Regions from separate parts of the Homo sapiens genome. Here all the other regions are linked to region 1. The links are chromatin contacts, found by Hi-C or POLR2A ChIA-PET in ENCODE. All regions are on one chromosome and are shown on one strand. The core of a region is the stretch at or near the end of the contact, and the rest is flanking DNA. Distances in the headings are between cores, read along the strand shown. Region 1 holds the start of PTGR3 (prostaglandin reductase 3). Region 2 overlaps ZNF407 (zinc finger protein 407). Region 3 overlaps ZNF407 (zinc finger protein 407). Region 4 overlaps ZNF407 (zinc finger protein 407). Region 5 overlaps ZNF407 (zinc finger protein 407).

The links. A loop is a pair of places that touch in the nucleus more often than their neighbours do. ChIA-PET counts read pairs that join two places held with the same protein, here RNA polymerase II (POLR2A). Pooled maps may share reads with other maps.
Region 2: a map of ascending aorta shows a loop between it and region 1 (4-fold over the local background). The contact joins the enhancer-like site here to the promoter of PTGR3 in region 1. A Hi-C loop is called at or near these places in 2 of 168 maps with a recorded cell type or tissue (GM12878 and ascending aorta), 23 of 37 single-sample maps with no recorded cell type and 15 of 50 pooled maps. POLR2A ChIA-PET finds 5 or more read pairs at or near these places in 2 of 52 experiments (MCF 10A and OCI-LY7).
Region 3: a map of endothelial cell of umbilical vein shows a loop between it and region 1 (2.1-fold over the local background). The contact joins the enhancer-like site here to the promoter of PTGR3 in region 1. A Hi-C loop is called at or near these places in 1 of 168 maps with a recorded cell type or tissue (endothelial cell of umbilical vein) and 1 of 50 pooled maps. POLR2A ChIA-PET finds 5 or more read pairs at or near these places in 3 of 52 experiments (OCI-LY7, activated CD4-positive, alpha-beta T cell and activated naive CD4-positive, alpha-beta T cell).
Region 4: a map of Right ventricle myocardium inferior shows a loop between it and region 1 (8-fold over the local background). The contact joins the enhancer-like site here to the promoter of PTGR3 in region 1. A Hi-C loop is called at or near these places in 3 of 168 maps with a recorded cell type or tissue (GM12878, Right ventricle myocardium inferior and sigmoid colon), 4 of 37 single-sample maps with no recorded cell type and 8 of 50 pooled maps. POLR2A ChIA-PET finds 5 or more read pairs at or near these places in 2 of 52 experiments (CD4-positive, alpha-beta T cell and HEK293).
Region 5: a loop to region 1 is called in a map of PC-3, with 17 times the contacts of the local background. The contact joins the enhancer-like site here to the promoter of PTGR3 in region 1. A Hi-C loop is called at or near these places in 11 of 168 maps with a recorded cell type or tissue (Calu3, IMR-90, MCF 10A and 8 more), 11 of 37 single-sample maps with no recorded cell type and 22 of 50 pooled maps. POLR2A ChIA-PET finds 5 or more read pairs at or near these places in 3 of 52 experiments (CD4-positive, alpha-beta T cell, CD8-positive, alpha-beta memory T cell and activated naive CD4-positive, alpha-beta T cell).

The regions. Positions count from the first base shown.
Region 1 is chr18:75,207,712-75,211,000 of GRCh38, reverse strand. It overlaps PTGR3 (prostaglandin reductase 3), which reads left to right and starts at 1,862. Exons shown (of 2, transcript NM_175907.6): 1 at 1,862-2,151. The coding sequence starts at 1,943. TSHZ1 (teashirt zinc finger homeobox 1) reads right to left here and starts at 204. Exons shown (of 2, transcript NM_001308210.2): 1 at 1-204. RefSeq lists enhancers at 93-387, 1,427-2,357 and silencers at 1,148-2,187, 2,213-2,388.
Region 2 is chr18:74,804,958-74,808,464 of GRCh38, reverse strand. All of the region lies in intron 4 of ZNF407 (zinc finger protein 407), which reads right to left. Among named protein-coding and RNA genes, the nearest start is that of ZNF407, 210 kb to the right of the region's middle. RefSeq lists enhancers at 1,287-1,336, 1,321-2,520. Within about 2 kb of position 1,609, at least 10 of the 41 ENCODE cell types and tissues checked have a DNase peak (open chromatin) inside an H3K27ac peak, as active enhancers do; they include GM12878 and OCI-LY7, where a contact is called at or near this core.
Region 3 is chr18:74,838,946-74,842,452 of GRCh38, reverse strand. The region is part of intron 4 of ZNF407 (zinc finger protein 407); the gene reads right to left. Among named protein-coding and RNA genes, the nearest start is that of ZNF407, 240 kb to the right of the region's middle. Within about 2 kb of position 1,757, at least 2 of the 41 ENCODE cell types and tissues checked have a DNase peak (open chromatin) inside an H3K27ac peak, as active enhancers do; they include endothelial cell of umbilical vein, where a contact is called at or near this core.
Region 4 is chr18:74,860,480-74,863,986 of GRCh38, reverse strand. All of the region lies in intron 4 of ZNF407 (zinc finger protein 407), which reads right to left. Among named protein-coding and RNA genes, the nearest start is that of ZNF407, 260 kb to the right of the region's middle. Within about 2 kb of position 1,667, at least 2 of the 41 ENCODE cell types and tissues checked have a DNase peak (open chromatin) inside an H3K27ac peak, as active enhancers do.
Region 5 is chr18:74,896,563-74,900,069 of GRCh38, reverse strand. The region is part of intron 7 of ZNF407 (zinc finger protein 407); the gene reads right to left. Among named protein-coding and RNA genes, the nearest start is that of ZNF407, 300 kb to the right of the region's middle. Within about 2 kb of position 1,894, at least 2 of the 41 ENCODE cell types and tissues checked have a DNase peak (open chromatin) inside an H3K27ac peak, as active enhancers do; they include IMR-90 and PC-3, where a contact is called at or near this core.

The DNA.
Region 1 (3,289 bases), core at 613-3,112:
AAGAAAAAAAAAAGGCAACAACAACCCGGAGAGTGTGTGCAAAGGGGGTGAAGAGCAGACATTCACTGGGTGGGCGAGATGAGCGTGGACTGTCCCCCCCCCCCTCAAACTCCTGGGAGAGAGGGAGATGCACTCTCGCTCTCTCCTCTTTTCAGTGAAATATAACACACATTCGGATCGCAGAGCTTTCAGACAGTCTCAACTGATAGACAGACACATCGAGCTGCTTTTCCTGCTTCAGTTTTTACTCCTCCTCCTCTCGCCAACGTCACCCTGACAATTACAAATAGGTCTCTCACAAACCATACCTGTCAATCTTTTTAATTGCTTTGTTTTCTTTTTTTCGGAGCTAAACAATATGACAAAAAAAAGAAATCTTAATACAGCATAACATAAAAGATTGTACATTGGAGGAATTCATTCAGTGTTGTTATTGTAACCCACTGGCTGATACCGGGTAAAACCCATATGCTCTAAGTTAAGTAGACATTAGTTCCTGCAGATTTTTAAACCTGTTAGTTCCCCCCCAACACACACACATACACATACACACACTTGCACATTCATACACACGCAACCACGTGCATCCAAACTACCCTTGGGTGAAGCATGTCCTACATTTGGGGGGAAAAATATCTGTGTCGCTTTTGCAATCTCAGGTTGGGGGGTTAGATTTGGCTGGGGAGGAGCCCAGAGTAGCTTTTATATTTTGGTAATTCGTGGGTAACTGAAAAGCAAGATATTTTTAAAATTAAATTTTACAATTTAAATAAAAATGTAAAGATGGACTTAGTTCATCACAGAAAAGTGTGGAAATATTTAATTTGGCCCCTCTATAAAAAGTGAATTGACATTTGGTCCATGCACGCCAGTAGGGAGAAAACGGACACGATGGAACGACAGATCTTTCTAGCTGGGTTCGAAAATGAGGTCCTCACACAGCAGTGCAACGTCTCCAATTCAGTTAAGTCCCTCGGCATCCCCACGTAGAACTTTAAAATGTGTCTGTGCTCTGGGAATTTGGCCTTCTGGTTTTCTATATGTGTGTTCTCTCCCAATGGGAAACCTGTAACAGTCTTGTAGATCTACTTAAAACATTCATGGAAAAACATGAAATCTAGGCCAAAATAAATAAAATGGCTTAGTTCCTGCAACTTGCATGGGACAGACCGTGGACAGAAAGCACGCGCAAGGGGTTCCGGGGACAGGAAGCCACCAGCCTGGGGAGCGGGAGGCACTGGACATTTCCCCGCCCCGCGGTCGGTACGGGTGCGCGTGCGGCAGCGGCGGCAGGGGCTCCCCGCCCTGCCCGGGGTCCCCGGTCGTGCCCCGCCGCCCGGGCCGCGCTCGGGGTTGATTCGTACCACCTTGCAAGGAAGTGAACGCTTCGCACGGGAAGGGGAGGCGCCTGCGCCGGCCGCCGCGCAGCTCCGGGGACGCCCGGGGCTGCCGCCGGCTCGGGGCCGCAGACGACCGCGGGACGCGCGAGTCCCCCGTCCCCCCTTGCCCGCCGTCCCCCCCGCCACCCTTGCCCGAGAGGAGTCAAATCCGGCTTTTAGAGCTCGGGGAGGGTGGGGATATCCGGTGCCTCTCCCGCGCCAGGAGGAAGGGGGAGGGCGGAGAGGATCCTTGGCCAGTCTGCGCCGAGCAGATTCAAACCAAAACAAAAAGATTAAAGGAGCAGCGGCCGGGGCGGCAGCGGTCCCCAGGCCGGGACACCCGGGGTGGTGCGCCCGGGTTCGCGGGGGCTGCGCCGGCGCCGGGGAGGCGGGGGGAGCGGGAGCGGGCGACGCGGGGAAGGGGGGAGCCAGGGGGAGGGCGCCGGCCGGAGGAGGGGCGGACCCGCCCGCCCTAGCCGAGCAGAGCACAGCCGAGCCGAGCGGCCCGGGCGGGGGCCGACCCCGGCCAGCGTCGGCGCAGAGAGCGGGCGGAGGCGCAGGCCATGCTGCGGCTGGTGCCCACCGGGGCCCGGGCCATCGTGGACATGTCGTACGCCCGCCACTTCCTGGACTTCCAGGGCTCCGCCATTCCCCAAGCCATGCAGAAGCTGGTGGTGACCCGGCTGAGCCCCAACTTCCGCGAGGCCGTCACCCTGAGCCGGGACTGCCCGGTGCCGCTCCCCGGGGACGGAGACCTCCTCGTCCGGAACCGGTGAGCCCGGCGCCCCCCAACCCCACGCCCCCGTTCTCGCCCCGGGCTCGCGCCGCGCCGCGCCGCTCCCGCAGTCCCCAGCCCGCCCGCGTGCCCACACTCCGGCGCGCGCTCGGGCGCACAGCCTGAGTTTGCGAGATCCCGGGAAGTTGAACCCGCCGCCATCTGGCGAAGGCGAATGTGATGTGACTGTTGCTGGTGTGAATATCCGATGCCACCGAACGTCCTCATAACTGAGGGTTATTTTAATTTGGGATTCCCCTCCCCTCCTCCAGCCCTCCCTCCTCCCCCTCCCGCTCCCGAAATAAAACCGACGGGACCCAGAAGGGGAGGCTCCCCGCCGGGCCGCCCGCGCGCACCCACAGTTCCTGCGTTGACATAATCTTTAGGGTGGAGCGGGAGCAGCCTGGACGCAAACTGCGACGTTTAGGTAAACGTGCTTCGGAGGAAGGAGGCTGGGACCCGGCTGGCTTTCCCTGTTCCCTCCAGGTTGGCAGCCGCCTCGCAGTGGCGGAGCCTGTCGTTGGATGTGTGGGTGTGCACCTCGCCGGTGTTGTCTGCGTGCTGTCAGTGCAGTGTGACTGTTGTCTGTCCCCTGAGTGTTAACGACCGCCGCGTGGCGCGTGTCCCGGGCAGCTGGGCCAGGGTCGGGGTGGGGGCATGGCTGCCTTTGCCGGCACGTTTTGCAGACATTCAGGTGACACCGGGTTGTTGCGAGACCTTCTGGCTTTTCCATTCCCCGCGCTCCCCACCGTCGTGTTTCCGCCTCACTCATCTTTAGTAACTGGCGAAGCAACAGGGAGGAAACGGACCTCACTCTTTATCGGAGCCATGCCCGCTTAGGTCTTTGCTCCGTGGGTCCCTGGCTGCCCGACTTGACTGGCAAGGCGCTCCTCTATGCCCTCTGCAGAGGCCTGCAAAGTCCCATCGAAATGTTTACGGTGCTGCATGTGTCAAGTTGAATAATAATATCGAAAGGGAGGAGTAAGTTCTGACTGTAACTATGTTGTAAATTGTGTACTAGAAAGTACCGTAAAGTCCCTTGCACGGACTGAAGGACAAAATGTACCTTCCTAAGTAGCTTGATGCAGCATTTAATTTGTCCATTTTCGAGATTCCTATTAGCCTTCCTAACAAG
Region 2 (3,507 bases), core at 360-2,859, 400 kb after region 1:
TTATACATTTTATGCTTAATAATTATCAAACTCTTTATAGACTTTGTTGTTTCAATCGTTTTAATAGTAATTACAATAATCCTTTCTACACATTTTTAACACTTAGAGCTTTATGAGCAAAGATACTAAAATATAAAAAATGCTAAGTGCTGGCCGGGCGTGGTGGCTCACACCTATAATCCCAGCACTTTGGGAGGCCAAGGCCGGTGGATCACCTGAGGTCAGGAGTTCGAGACCAGCCTGATCAACATGGAGAAACCCCTGTCTCTACTAAAAATACAAAATTAGCCAAGCGTGGTGGCACATGTATGTAATCCCAGCTACTCGGGAGACTGAGGTAGGAGAATCATCTGAACCTCGGAGGCGGAAGTTGCGGTGTGCCGAGATCGCGCCATCGAACTCCAGCCTGAGCAACAAGAGTGAAACTCTGTCTCAAAAAAAAAAAAATGTGAGGTGCTGTGGCATACTCCTGTAATCCCAGCTCTTTGAGAAGCTGAGGTGGGGGATCGCTTGAGCCCAGGAGATCAAGACCAGCCTAGGCTAAACATAGTAAGACCTCATCTTTTATTTTTTAAAAATAAAACAATTAAAAAAACCTTACATCAATGTATGTGTCCGTGAGTATGTACTGATACCCAGAAATGATAAGATGATCATTAAAATATGTCCACATACAAATACAATAAAATCTGTGGGGGAAATAAGGGATGTGAGTTCAAGAAGAAAAACAAATTTTCTGACAGTTAAAGAACTTATTCATGTACTTTTAAATGAATGGACGGTGGGAATCAAATCATCATGGTGTTAACATTCTATTGGATACATTTTAAAGTGGTACAAATATTACTTTACTATGTCAATTTTTATTCTACACTTGAAATTATATCCTGTCCAACTTCTGTACTTAGGATGAAAATACTCAGTTGCCAACAACTGGGGCAGGGGATACAGAAGTTTGAAATACTATCATAGGGGAACTTGAGCACCATACTATAGCATAACTAGTGTGACTGTTCAAAGTCTTGCTTGCCCTGTGAAAACCTTCCCATGAATATCCATGCACAACGAAGACTACCTCCATGACTCTCGGGACCCTGCTCATGTCTCTTTACAAGCTGGCCTGTATGTGTGTTACAGCCACAGGACCCTCCTTCAGCACATGCAGCCCAACACTTTCAGTTCCTAATTCAGTTTCACTGTACTTTCTGTTCCCTCCACCTAGAATACTCTTTAATGCTGCCTTTCTCATCATTCACGTTCCTACTCAGCCTCAGAATACAGGGACTCTCTTTGCATTACTTCTTGCAAATAATGCAGGCTAATTTGCCCGAAAAGCCTTAAAAAGGCTTCAGAGGTGCCTACTGTAAACAATCTATCTACAATCACCTGTTGCTTCCCGTTATTATCTCCATGGCATCTACTGCTTTCTGAAATTATTTATGTGCTTCTTCACTTACTTTCCAGTTCTGCCATAACAATGTAAGCTCTATGGGTAAGAAGTGTTTATTTTGCTCACCACTCCATTCTTAGAACCTAAAACCATGCCATGCCTGAGAAAATTTTTGCTAAATTAATCATAGGTGTGAGGTAAAGGTGACTCATAGTCCTAGAATAGCTTCTACATGTCAAGCACTCTGCTGGGACACTTACTCAGTCTCACTCTATTTACTCCTTATGAGAATTTTCTAAAGGGAGTATTATTCCTTATATTTTTAGTTGAATAAACGGAGTTTCAGAGGTTAAGTAACTCGGACAAATTGCATCAGTTAATAAAATGGAGGTGACAGGATTTAAACTCAGGTACTGGATCTTAATCATCCTCTGCTAGAGCTTTATCCACTATGACATGTTGTCATTTTATTTCCCTTACAGTATTTTCATTTATCATCTTGTTTGATCCTCACAACAGTCCACATCTTATCATATCTGCTTTCCAGAAAATGAAACTAAGGCTCTGAGAGTCAAAAAGCTATGTCCATGGAAATAAAGCTACTTAGGGACCAACTGGAACTCAGGTCCTCCACCCCTGGCTCTCGCCTTCCTCCTACAACCCCCCATTGGCATAGGCTAAAGCAGAGATTGGTGAATTACAACCAGGTTGACAGGTGAATCAACTTCCCAACATATCACACTGTGCCACTGTCAAAAGCTTGAGAGTTTACAACTGCCACAGACTTTCTGAGATAAGATAAAGACAATCAACATTAGCCATACTAAGGAAAACCTAAGTAATCCTAAGTAAGGGGCGCGGCCTAGCCAAGGTGTGGGCCTGCAGTCACAGCAGGCCCTGCGCCATCCAGCCACTGCTCCAGATTTGGCAGGAAACCTAAGTGCACACGTGATGGCTTGGAGTTCTACAAAGTATAATCTTACTCGTTTAGTATTATTTTAAGATATTTTCCCAAGTTCTAGTGTATAAGGATAAATCATTTAAAAACTCAAGAAAATTTTTAACAAAAAGAGTTACATCACTAGGAAAAAAATGTATTGGAAATAGTAAAGTCTGTAGAATATACATCCATAAGCTCTTCCATTAAACAAAGAATGAAAGAGGACGAGTCGAGAAGTCAAGTAGGAGTATCTCAATTTTCTCACACAACGTAACATCTTCATTTGCTTGCACAATGCTCAAATCTGTCTTAAAACAATGAACAATGAATGACTTCAAAACATTATAATCAGTTCCAGTTAAAATTGCAGATATAATTTATACTGACTCTTGTCTCTACCTATACCAGGTGGAGACCCTTTAACAGATGGTGTTCATTCCCACCTAACAATGATCAAACAGCAACAGGAAAACTTTGGTTCAGTTTAACAGAAGTCAGGTCTCTACTCCAAAGTATCATAAATGTATTGATAACATTCTTATATTTTTACTCTTCCCATTATAAAAATAAAAAGTTGTGGGGAAAACAAAAGATAATTATGGAATCAAAAAATCAGATAATGCTAGATTTAACAGTATGCTTATGTTGCAGTCTGCTACTAGACAATTTGCATTGAAAATGTAAGTAGGTATTTATCTTTATCACTACAACTATAAATAGAAAAGTGTAAATCAGACTATTGTGACAGTTCAACTGGAGAATTTAGGAGCAGAAAGCAGAAAGATTTTCCGCAATATATGAGAAATTCAATTATTTACTTAGGCTTAAATCCAAAATGTAATCAAATCTTAAAAATGCAATCAAAGATTTTTAAATAGCAGAAGAGTAAGATGAAAGACGATTATTTTCATTATAGAAGTTCTGAAATGAAAGCCCAAGTAAAAAGAAAAAGGAAACACCTTCATCAAGGTGTGTGACTATGTTCTAAAATAGTCTTTCATCATACAAAAATGCACCTCCTATAACACAGCAGAACTTCAACATGGGGGGAAAAAAGAGGTCATTTTTTAAAGTAAACTGTTGTTATAAGGTAACTTTTAATTTGTGCACATAATGTCAATTGCTATGGTGAATGCACGTCGGGTCACTGAAACAACGGTAGCTGAATTCAGATGTG
Region 3 (3,507 bases), core at 508-3,007, 370 kb after region 1:
ATCATTATTAAAAAGATTTAAACACAGTAGTAGGAATTTAAAAATTTTTGAAATACTTTGTTTTATATAAGCAAATTATAAAATAATTTACTTCAAATATGAGAAGTGCACTTAACAATGTTATAATGGAGTTTCAAAGAGGCTGTAAATTTATGGGCCAACACAAAGAAAGTGAAATTGGCTACTGAGTTAAATCAAAGATCCTTTTATTAGGCACCTGTCGTTTCTACCACATTTGCTAAGTGGTGCGGGCAATTTAGCCATGAATAAGGTAAGCTAGGATCTGAAAGAGCCTACAGCCTAGTATCCAACAGAATAAAAAAATCTTAGGCAACCTTTCCAAAAAATATTAATGCATAAATGTCTGACCAAAATAACACAAAGACCAAAGAAATCTAAATCATGTAAGACTAAGCTATCTTAATCTAATCTTAAGAATAAGGACTATGAATCTCACCTCAGGAACATAATATTAAACTGTAATCCAAAATGTAAATTTTCACGAAAAAGAAAGTTCACAATTTTAGGACTGCAACGTTAGTAATAAGGTACAAACGTAGGAGATAACATGAAGGATTCATAGTTCCTAATGACGCTGACATTTTTACAAAGCAAGCTGGATACTTGAGTCTAGGGATAACCTAGAAGACTGACTATACCTCTTTTTCATGAGTTTCATCACGGAATTTCCTAAAATCTATGCACATGGCTCAAATTCATCAGTGTTGCTCTAAAACAAAACACACAAACAAATCCCTTTCTCTCTTAGTACCTGGCATAGAAGCCTTGAAATGATTCTACAATTAACATCATTAGCAACAACCTTTCAATTCATTTATTCACTAAGGGCCTTTTACGTAGCAGTCACTGTGGTGGGCACCTGGGTGAACACAGGTGATAAATAGCAAACAAAAGTTCATAAATCACACACTCACATAGCATGTTTAAAAATAACAAGTGCTGCTGGAAACAACAGAGCAGGGTGAGGAGGTTTGGGAGTACCGCCAACTTTAAATTCAACAGTAAGGACGGGCCTCACTGAGAAGGGAAGCGGTGAGCAAAGGGATGAAGGGTAATGATCAGCCGTGAGGGTGACCTGGTGGTAAACAGTTAGCAGCCCCCCTGAGGCTGGGGGTGGAGTGAGGAACTAATATGCAGGGCTTGCTCATTCCTATGGTGAAAAGCCTCCACCGTGGCCCATTTCAGCCTACGAAAAGAATGGCAACCAGTTCACAAAATTCCTTAAAGTTTAACAATTGGCCCACCTTATAAGAGCTGGTTTCAGCTCATTACTACATGAGAAAATCTGGCAAAGCAATAATCCAGATAGTAAAGGGCACTGAAGAGGGGGCACGCCTTGCGAAGAGCCCAGCACACCGGAGCAGTGCAGGAGAGAGACAGCAGGTGAAAGGTGGGCCTGAGAGGTGACAACAGAGACCTCATCACTGGGTTTTCTCTAAGAGAACTGAGGCACCAGGGAGGAGCTCTGCGCAAATGAGTCATGTGTTCTCACTTTCAGCATCAATGTGTTTACCAAACTGAGAAGAGATCCCATGAGGGAAGACGGAGTTAGTTGGGAGGACTAATTAGGAGACCACTGGCATAATTCAAACAGATGATTGTAGTGATGAGAAGCTATAAAATTCAGAATCTATTTTGAACATGATAGATAGGATGTGAGCTATGAGAGGCAGAAGTCCAGGATGACTACAAAGGCTATGGCCTATGTAAACAGGAAGATGGTGATCTCATCAGCTGGGACAGGAAAGTCTACAGCCGGGTGTGGTGGGGCATGCCTGTAGTGCCAGCAACTCGGGGAGCTGAGGTGGGAGGAGTGCCTGAGCCCAGAAGTTCAAGGCCAGCATGGGCAACAAGCAAGATCTATCTCAATGTTCAAAAAATAAAATAAAATCTGTAAGAGAGGCAAGCACTTGTGGATTGGGGTGGGAGGGATGGTGAGGTGGTGAAGAATAAACGAGTTTTTCCACTTGGACAAATTAAATTTGAGATGCCTATTAGACATCAACATGGAGAGACTAAATCAGCAGATGGAAATATGACCTGGAGGATTGGGAGAAAGGTCTGGCTCGAGATCACCAACTTGAGAGTTCTTGGCCCACAGAGACCACTGACAGCCACAGCACTGGGTAAGACCCCTAAGAAAATGAGGCAAACCTGGGACAGGCCAAAGACTAAGTCCTGCATCTTCCAGCATGAATGGTGTGTGCAGAAGAGGATGAACCAACAAAAGAGACTAGAGAAGGAGTTACTAGTAAGGTACGGGAAAGACCAAGAAAGTGTGGTTTCCCGAAAGCCATGTGTATATTGAAGAGGACAGAATCTTTCCAAAGTCTTCATGTTTCCAACTTCCAACTGTACAGTTCTAAAGTAAGAGTATTGGTCTAGAATCTCAGATCTCTGCCTAATCTAATATGCCAGGGCTGATGATGTTCAAGGGGACATTAAATTTCCCCACAAAACTCAATTTGAAAAAGAAGAAATTCTTCACTTGCTTCCTTAGGTCCTCTTCCGTGCTTTATAGAGTCTAACGGTGTTTTCTGTTTTTTGACTCTTCCTGGTATCCATAAGTAAATATCACTATGACTGATGTCATTCCCTATTCCCTCTTCTATTCCTTATTACTAATTCCCATAATCTCTTGGTAAAATCTTCATAAATGTGCTCTTTCAATACATACACACATAGTTTTTAGATACCTACAGTATGGGTACCTGAAAGTGTGGGTATCCACACTGCTTAGCAACTGGCAATGCATTTTCAATGGATTCTTGTCAGTTACATTTAGTAACCTGGAGAGGCTATAGTCCCAAGTTATTCAATCAAACACAAATCCAGGTGTTTCTCTAAAGGTATTTGTAGATGTGCTAACAGCTGAAATCAGTTGCCTTGAAGAGAGGGACATTCTCATCTTCTGTAATCTGAACAGCCTCCTCCAATCAGATGAAAGGCCTAAGAGCACAGCTAAGGTTTCCATAAGGAAGAAAAAATTCTGCATGTAAACTGCAACATCAGTTCTGTCCAAGAATTTCCAACCTGCTCATCAGATTTCAGACTTGCCTAGCTACCCAAAAATCGCATAACACAATTCCTTGTAATTAATCTCCAGTGTGTGTGTATGTACCTTCTACTGGTTCTATTTCTCTGGAGGAAATCTGACAGATACTCTATGTTCCTCTAATAGTAAGTAATTTAATAATTTTGAATGTACAATGGCAATTGTTTTCCCTACTAATAGAGATGTGCACCAATGAAATTATTTCTTAAATACAATATTAAAGTCCAAACTACAACTCTCAACTACACTTATCAGCATGATACATGAAAGTATAAATACAATAGATAAACAAGAAATTGTCCGTTTTAGGGTGTTTCTTCAAGCATTTAATACAGCTGTATTTAGAGATATATGTATTTTTTTTTCTCAACTCCAACTTTGCAGACAGTCTACTCAATAATAGTGAAATTAATGGCACAGGAAACAGAAGT
Region 4 (3,507 bases), core at 418-2,917, 350 kb after region 1:
CTTTATTATTTAATTTGTCTAAGATAGTTAAAAAAACAAAAAAACAAAAATAAGAAAATAACATTACAATAAATTACACTGCCAGGCATAACTTTATAATACTATAAAACCAGAGGTTCAGATATGCAAAGGTGGTGGAATAGTAACAGCAAAAGAATAGAGAATACATGCTGTAGCCAACACCCCAATTAGGTTCCATCATGCTTACATACAGTAGGTGCTCAATTATTAAACTGAAAAGTCTCATCTAAAATTGTGAGACTAGAATAGAAAAACATAATAGAGTTGTTATCTTCAGTAAAATAACTTCTGGTCCTTTAATTCGCTGCAGTCTGAAAAATCCTTAATAAAAAGATAGTAGCAATATAAAGAATGGTTTTGTTTTCCTTTCATAAAATCTAGACTAGCAACTAGTCAAATAAAAGGAGACTTATGGTGTATAAATAACCAAAAGATAAGGACAAAACATTCCACTGGAATTCACATGATGCTATTCACAAAAACAAAAGAGCTAAGAACTGGAGGTGGTAAAAGACAGAAGAAACACTTGTCCTCATGTTGACAAACACCTCATGGAATATGTAGAGATGTGTGTTGTATATCTCCCCAAATTTCTAATATTCTGCATAGCAAATAAGTTTATATTAATTACTGATATTTATTATTCTTCAAAATAATACGCAATCAAGCACTAAGGAATACATACAATGTCACTTACAAGCAGAAGAGGTGGAAGTATGAAATACCTAGAAAAAAAACCCAAGTGAGCCGGGTGCGGTGGCTCACACCTGTAATCCCAGCAATTTGGGAGGCCGAGGTGGGAGGATCACCTGAGGACAGGAGTTCAAGACCAGCCTGGTCAACATGGTGAAACCCCATCCCTACTAAAAATATAAAAAATAGCCGGGCGTAGTGGTGTGTGCCTGTAATCCCAGCTACTTGGGAGGCTGAGGCAGGAGAATCACTTGAGCCTGGGAGGCGGAGGTTGCAATGAGCCAAGATCGTGCCACTGCACTCCAGCCTGGGCAATAAGAGCAAAACTTCATCTCAAAAAAAAAAAAAAAAGTGAGAAATAATGAGAAACTTTTCCTCTGGGGAACACAGGCAAAAATATTAACACATTTTAATTACTATAAAGTAAACAAGTCCTCTGACTGAATTCTAACTTTTACCTGAATTAACACAGATCTGACCAGGGACTAACAGGATGAATAAGAGTTGGCAAAAAGGGAAGCAAAGCTGAAGAAGAAAAACTTCAGAATTATCAAATTTTAGGATGTATGATTCTAAAATAAATTTATTTGACAATTTGGGAGATTTGACTCTGACAAGTGACAAAACCAATTAAAATTTGACAAATTATGTGGACCCACTATCATGTATTAAAGTAATAAATAACTTCGATACAGTACTACATAAATGCATTTTATATCTTGGTACTTCGGCAAACAAAACAAAAAGATAGCTACAGCTTTATAGTAAAAACAGCAGAACTGCAATTATACATTTATTCTATAAGGTTAACATCAGGGTTTCATAAATGTATGATTTAATTTTTTTTTATTTCTCTCCTATCACTGTTGTTAAAATTCTCAGAAAAACATTTGGCTGCTCCCAGACATATCTGGCTACTTACAGCATCTGTAGACCCAGGGAACTGTGTGTGCCACACTCGATCCAACGTGCAGCCAGCTTTCCTGAGTGAGAGCTCTGGCGTGTGTTCTGTAAAGTTACCGGTCATAAAATACTCTGCTCTAGGACCTAGGTTTCCTCACTGCTTAAAATAACCAACAATGTTTCCATCCATTATTTGTAGTTAACAAAGGAATTATGTATTGGATAAAACCAAAATGAAGATTTTAATAACAAATTTAAACAATTTTAGAGAACTTTTAAAGAAAATTCCTAAAGTTCTAAGTCTTATCCAGTGGGTATCAAAGAAAATACTATTCACAATTAATATCTAATGAAATATTAATCTTTAAATCATGGAAAGATATTCTATTCTCACTAAGCACCTATGAAAACACTGAATTAATCTGTAACTCTATGTGACTTGAAAGTCATAAATTCAGAATTAAAAACTTCAATTTATCCTCAAGAGTAGGATTTAATTTACAGATTCATAGTTAAATATCCATATTCACAAAATCATTACCATTTACAGTAAGGAAATAATGAAATAAAAATATTTTTTAAATGAAAAACATGAAAGGGTATTGAATATAACACGAATATAAAAGTCAATGAAATAACTAAATATATATAGCAGTACAAACATCCTAAGAATTCAAAGAAGATACCCTTTGGGCACAATTATTCAATCGTTATCGATATGGTAGGCTACTCGTTCCTAGAAGCTATAATTAGATACAATGTATTCTATCCATTTCCTTCAGATGTAAAATAACCAAGCTAAATAAAGTTATTCCTGTCCTGAATATGTTGTCTATTCTTTTAGTTGAAAGCAAACGTCGAGTAAATTCCTATTTATCTCCTTGCCAATCAAGGAATGAGTGACTGACACTAACATAGCCTTATCTGGGCCTTCTGTCTGCAGCACATTCCGCTAAGTGATGTCATTGCTCTAGCAGACGAAAATAAGCAGATTATTACAGTGACTAGAAGCAAACTAAACATTTGGATTTTTGCATGGACAGATTTACACACTGTCTGTCAGATAAAGCACAGTTTGCCTGCTGCTTACACAACAAGAATGTGCCTGACAGCTTCCTCCCAGGTTTAGTATCTGATTACATAAATAGGCCATTCCCCACCATTCCTGAAGACTGACAGTCTGTCTTAGCTTAAAGTGCAATTTTGGACTATCAGCTTTTCTGTCTTGCACACTAGGCTGATTAACATCAGAGTACTTGCTGGAGGTCCAATCAGGTTTTCCAACCCTAGGATTACAGGCCATATAAAAAGAGGCGGACACAATGGGTGGGGAAAGGTGACTGCTCCCAAGGTACATTTTTAAGGCTCAACCATTTTAACACACTTATTCATGTGTCCATATTTGTAGTACGACCTCAGAAATCATTCAGAAATAAAGCTAAATAGCTTTATTTATAAAATATGAAACACAATCACACAAAACATAATGGTAATACATAAGTGTTACTATTTTTACAGCTGCCATGTCTTATAATGAATATTTTTGCAATAGTCCATTAAATGAATGAAATGCCAATGACTTATCACAGTCCTAAAAAACCGTAACACTGAGATGAAAGAATGCTGAAAAAGTCATCTGGTATTAATTAACCTACTTCTTATCCCCACTATGATACCCAAAACAAAAATTACAGAATTAACACACTGGTACGGTTTGATGAATCTAAAAACATGGTTTAAAACTTACTTTGGCAGCAACAAAAATGTTAGTAGAAAGATAATGAGTAAATTGTATCTGTATAAATATTATGAACTTGCTGAAAATAGACGATTTCATTTTTTGCTTGTCTAAGACATAATAATAATAATAATAATAATAATAATATAGAG
Region 5 (3,507 bases), core at 645-3,144, 310 kb after region 1:
TAAACATTAAAGTACATTTCAGAAAGTGATTTTACGCAAACAAATGAATGCCAACACAAAGACAGCACGCATCCGTCTACCTGCCTTCAGCTGCCACCCTCTGTCTTTCCCTCTGGCCCAGTGTTTTCACAGAGCCGCCTCAAGGCAAAGTTTCTGTGAACACCAGGCAAAAGGCAAGCTTATCATTTCTGCACTTCTCTCCACTTACCTGTTTTCTGTTCTCACTACTGTACTAAAACGGGTCTTCCCAAGAGAATCTGAGACCCAGTGGCTGTGGCTGGCGGGCTGCACTCTCCTATTTCATCAACACCTGGCACGCCGCCCACTCTTTGCTTGGTGTATGACACCTCTCTTTCCTGGAGGTCCCTCCCCTGTCTGTGAGCCTGCTTCTCTGTCTCCCATACAGGCTATTTGCCTCTCTTCTTGTTTCACTTTTTCACATTTTCCAAGGAAAACATCAATCACATCAAGTTCCACATAGATTAGTATGGAACTATACACCTATTGACCTGGTTTCATTTGGACATCACATGGGCATCTCATAAGCAGCTCATCCCAGACCATCCTTTTCCTAAAGGACATCCTCCTCCAGGAGAGAGGACCTCCCTGACTGGCACGGTCACTCACCCAGCAGCCCTGACCAGCACACCCGAAGGATGGCGTGCAGCTCTCTGTCACCCTCCCCTCAGTCCATTCACTGGGCCCACAGATCCATTCGTTCACCTTCCCATCACCTGCCACTCTCTGCCCTTCCATCACAGCATTAGTTTAAGGTGATTTTCTGCGTGTACCTTTGCAATTGTCTTTTAAATGGTCTCCTGTCTCCTGTTGGATCCCTCTCTGACTCATTATTTGTACTGCACCAGTGATTTTGCAAAGTTAAGTGTGATTATGTCATTTTCCTGCTCAACATCCTCCACTGGCTCCCTACTGCTTTTGGAGGGAAACAGATCATCCAGCATGGACAGTGGAGAGAAACCCACACAGACTTCCTGCTGTCTTTTACCACAGAATCTCATGTGACCTACAATCCAGGCTTGTCCGAGTGAAAAAGAGAACTTGAAATCAAAGGAAAAGTATAATTTGGGAGTGCAGAGTGGAACAGAGTCTTAAACTTTTAACTCAAAGATATCTGAGGTTTTTAGATTGGAACAAATTTATGAAATTCAAATGTCAACCACTTTTCCCCCCAGACACTTCAATCCAAAATATTAATTTCCATATTTAAGCACAAAATTTGAAATTTATGTTTTCTCTCAATGGAAAAAAGTCTTGTTTTATGACATTTCATGTATGTGTTAAAAGTTGTAATTTAAGATGAAGAAACAAAATGTACTGAAAGAAAATACCATGTCAAGTTAATCAACATACACTCAAGACCTACACAGAGATCTCCAAATGGTGCCCTAGCTAATATTAAAGATACAAAATGAGGACTAGGTTGTTTACAAAGATTCAGGCCATAATAATTAAAAATAAGAGATTAAAGTTTAAAGAGGAAAGATTAATATTAGGTTAAAATTCTCCACAGAGAAAAGTATCAGGTTACACACTGCGTTATTGAATAAGGAATTCTAATTTATTTGAATTATTGCTCACTTGCAGTTCTGCAGCTGGCAACAGTGCAACATTGTTTTACCAAAACAAAACAAAACCTCAGAAGTAGTTCTTTTTCTAGAACTTCTAATAAATGTAGTTAAGTACGAAAATAATATGAATAGGAAAAAAAATCCAACAAAAAATTTGTGCTACATTCCCTAATTAAGAAGACAAAGATGTAAAATTTATAAAAGATATAATATTGTCTTAAAGAAATTCTTAGGGATGAGCCAAAATATACACAATAAATGCTACCACACAGAAGGCAGCATCTTATGCCTAGAGGGAGTGGAATGAGTCAGACACGCTGATACATAAGCTGCTCTGTCTTCCTCTGCTTCATAAAAACGACGGCATCACCATTTTCCAAATGTTCAAAGTTTGTCTTTCTGTCTTTCACATTTTTTCTACAGGCTCCAGACAGGCAATATTTCAGAATATGTGGAAACAAAGAAGCTGAAAATAAAATGAAATAACTAGTATCTTAGCACTCTGACCAAATTAGTGAAAACTGATTTGTACATAAAGTACAAACTTTTATATACTTCAAAGTTATTCTGTCGTTGCTATTTTCCACCAATAGTACTTGCAAAAATTGGGTTATTTTCTCTCAGATCCACAGCTGAGTCTACATCCAACCCCACACTGTAGGGATGCATAGGTGACTTCTGTCAGCTCCTCCTGGAGATTAGAGAGTTTTCCTAATAAGCTACACTGTATGAGCTTCTATTGCTGGAAGATATAGATAGTTACATAGTAAAGTGTTTTGTTGTTTGATAATAGCTCTAGTGTCTAAGGAATAACTTATTATGCAAGAGACTATTGCCCAAAAAAAAATTTTCTATTTTTTTCATCTCTAAGGCCTTTCTTTCTTCCACAATATATACAGATATATCTAACTACTACCCAAGGGACTGTCCATAGTAATTCCTTGTAGAAAGACCATCCCCAAAGATAGCTTTGGTCCTTTTATAATGACTGGATTTGCGATTCAACAACAGCAGGTTTAATAAACATGTTTATCTGGATTCTACTTAAAGAGATAGCAGACGGAATGCATGGTCACTTTGTGTTCAAAATGACTCTTCTAATTAATCTGTGATCCCAATGCCTATTTAAGCTACATCAACAAACAAAGCAACTTATTTGTAACTGATCAACAAAAAGTAGGATCTCTGATTCTTTTTCTTTTAAAGACATGTGAACCAATTTATAATTTTTAATGCTATGGAATCTATTTGTTTTCAAGTTTGTAAGATCTTTTACTTAAACAAGGTTGTTTTGTTTTTTAAGATAAAATTTAACAATGTTAACTAAAGACCTAGTGTAAATGCTTGTGCTATATCAGCACAGAGCCTCTTAGGCTGAAAACAAAAATTTTAAAAAGCCTATGTACTTGTGTGTTAGAGGGCAAGAAAGAAAATTATGAATAAAGCAAGCTGAATATGAAAGTAACACTAGATAAAAAACATTATACAAAATACAAAACCAAATAAAAAATTAGAACTGATGAGATAAAATTCACTAATGAAATGGGCAGAGAAAACTAGGAAATATTTCATTCAGGAAGAACTCAAGTTCTGCTGCAAAGAATTGTCAGAAAAAAAGGAAGAATAGATTAACACATAGTACAACATTCACACTTCATTATAGAACACCTGAACAGATGATACAATTAAGAGGACATTCATTTTATTTTGTTAGGGAACCCCTCAAAAAAATCCCACCTAAACTTGCCAGGAACTTCTACTCCACGTGAAAGGGAGTACACCGGTATAAAGTGTCATCATGACACAAGCTAGGAGAACCTTTCAAAGCAATCTTTATGCTTGCCAGGACAAAACAGTTTCGCAAACCAGCCACCACACTGACATCTACCTGTGGCTGGCTGAACTGTGTGCAGGTGAC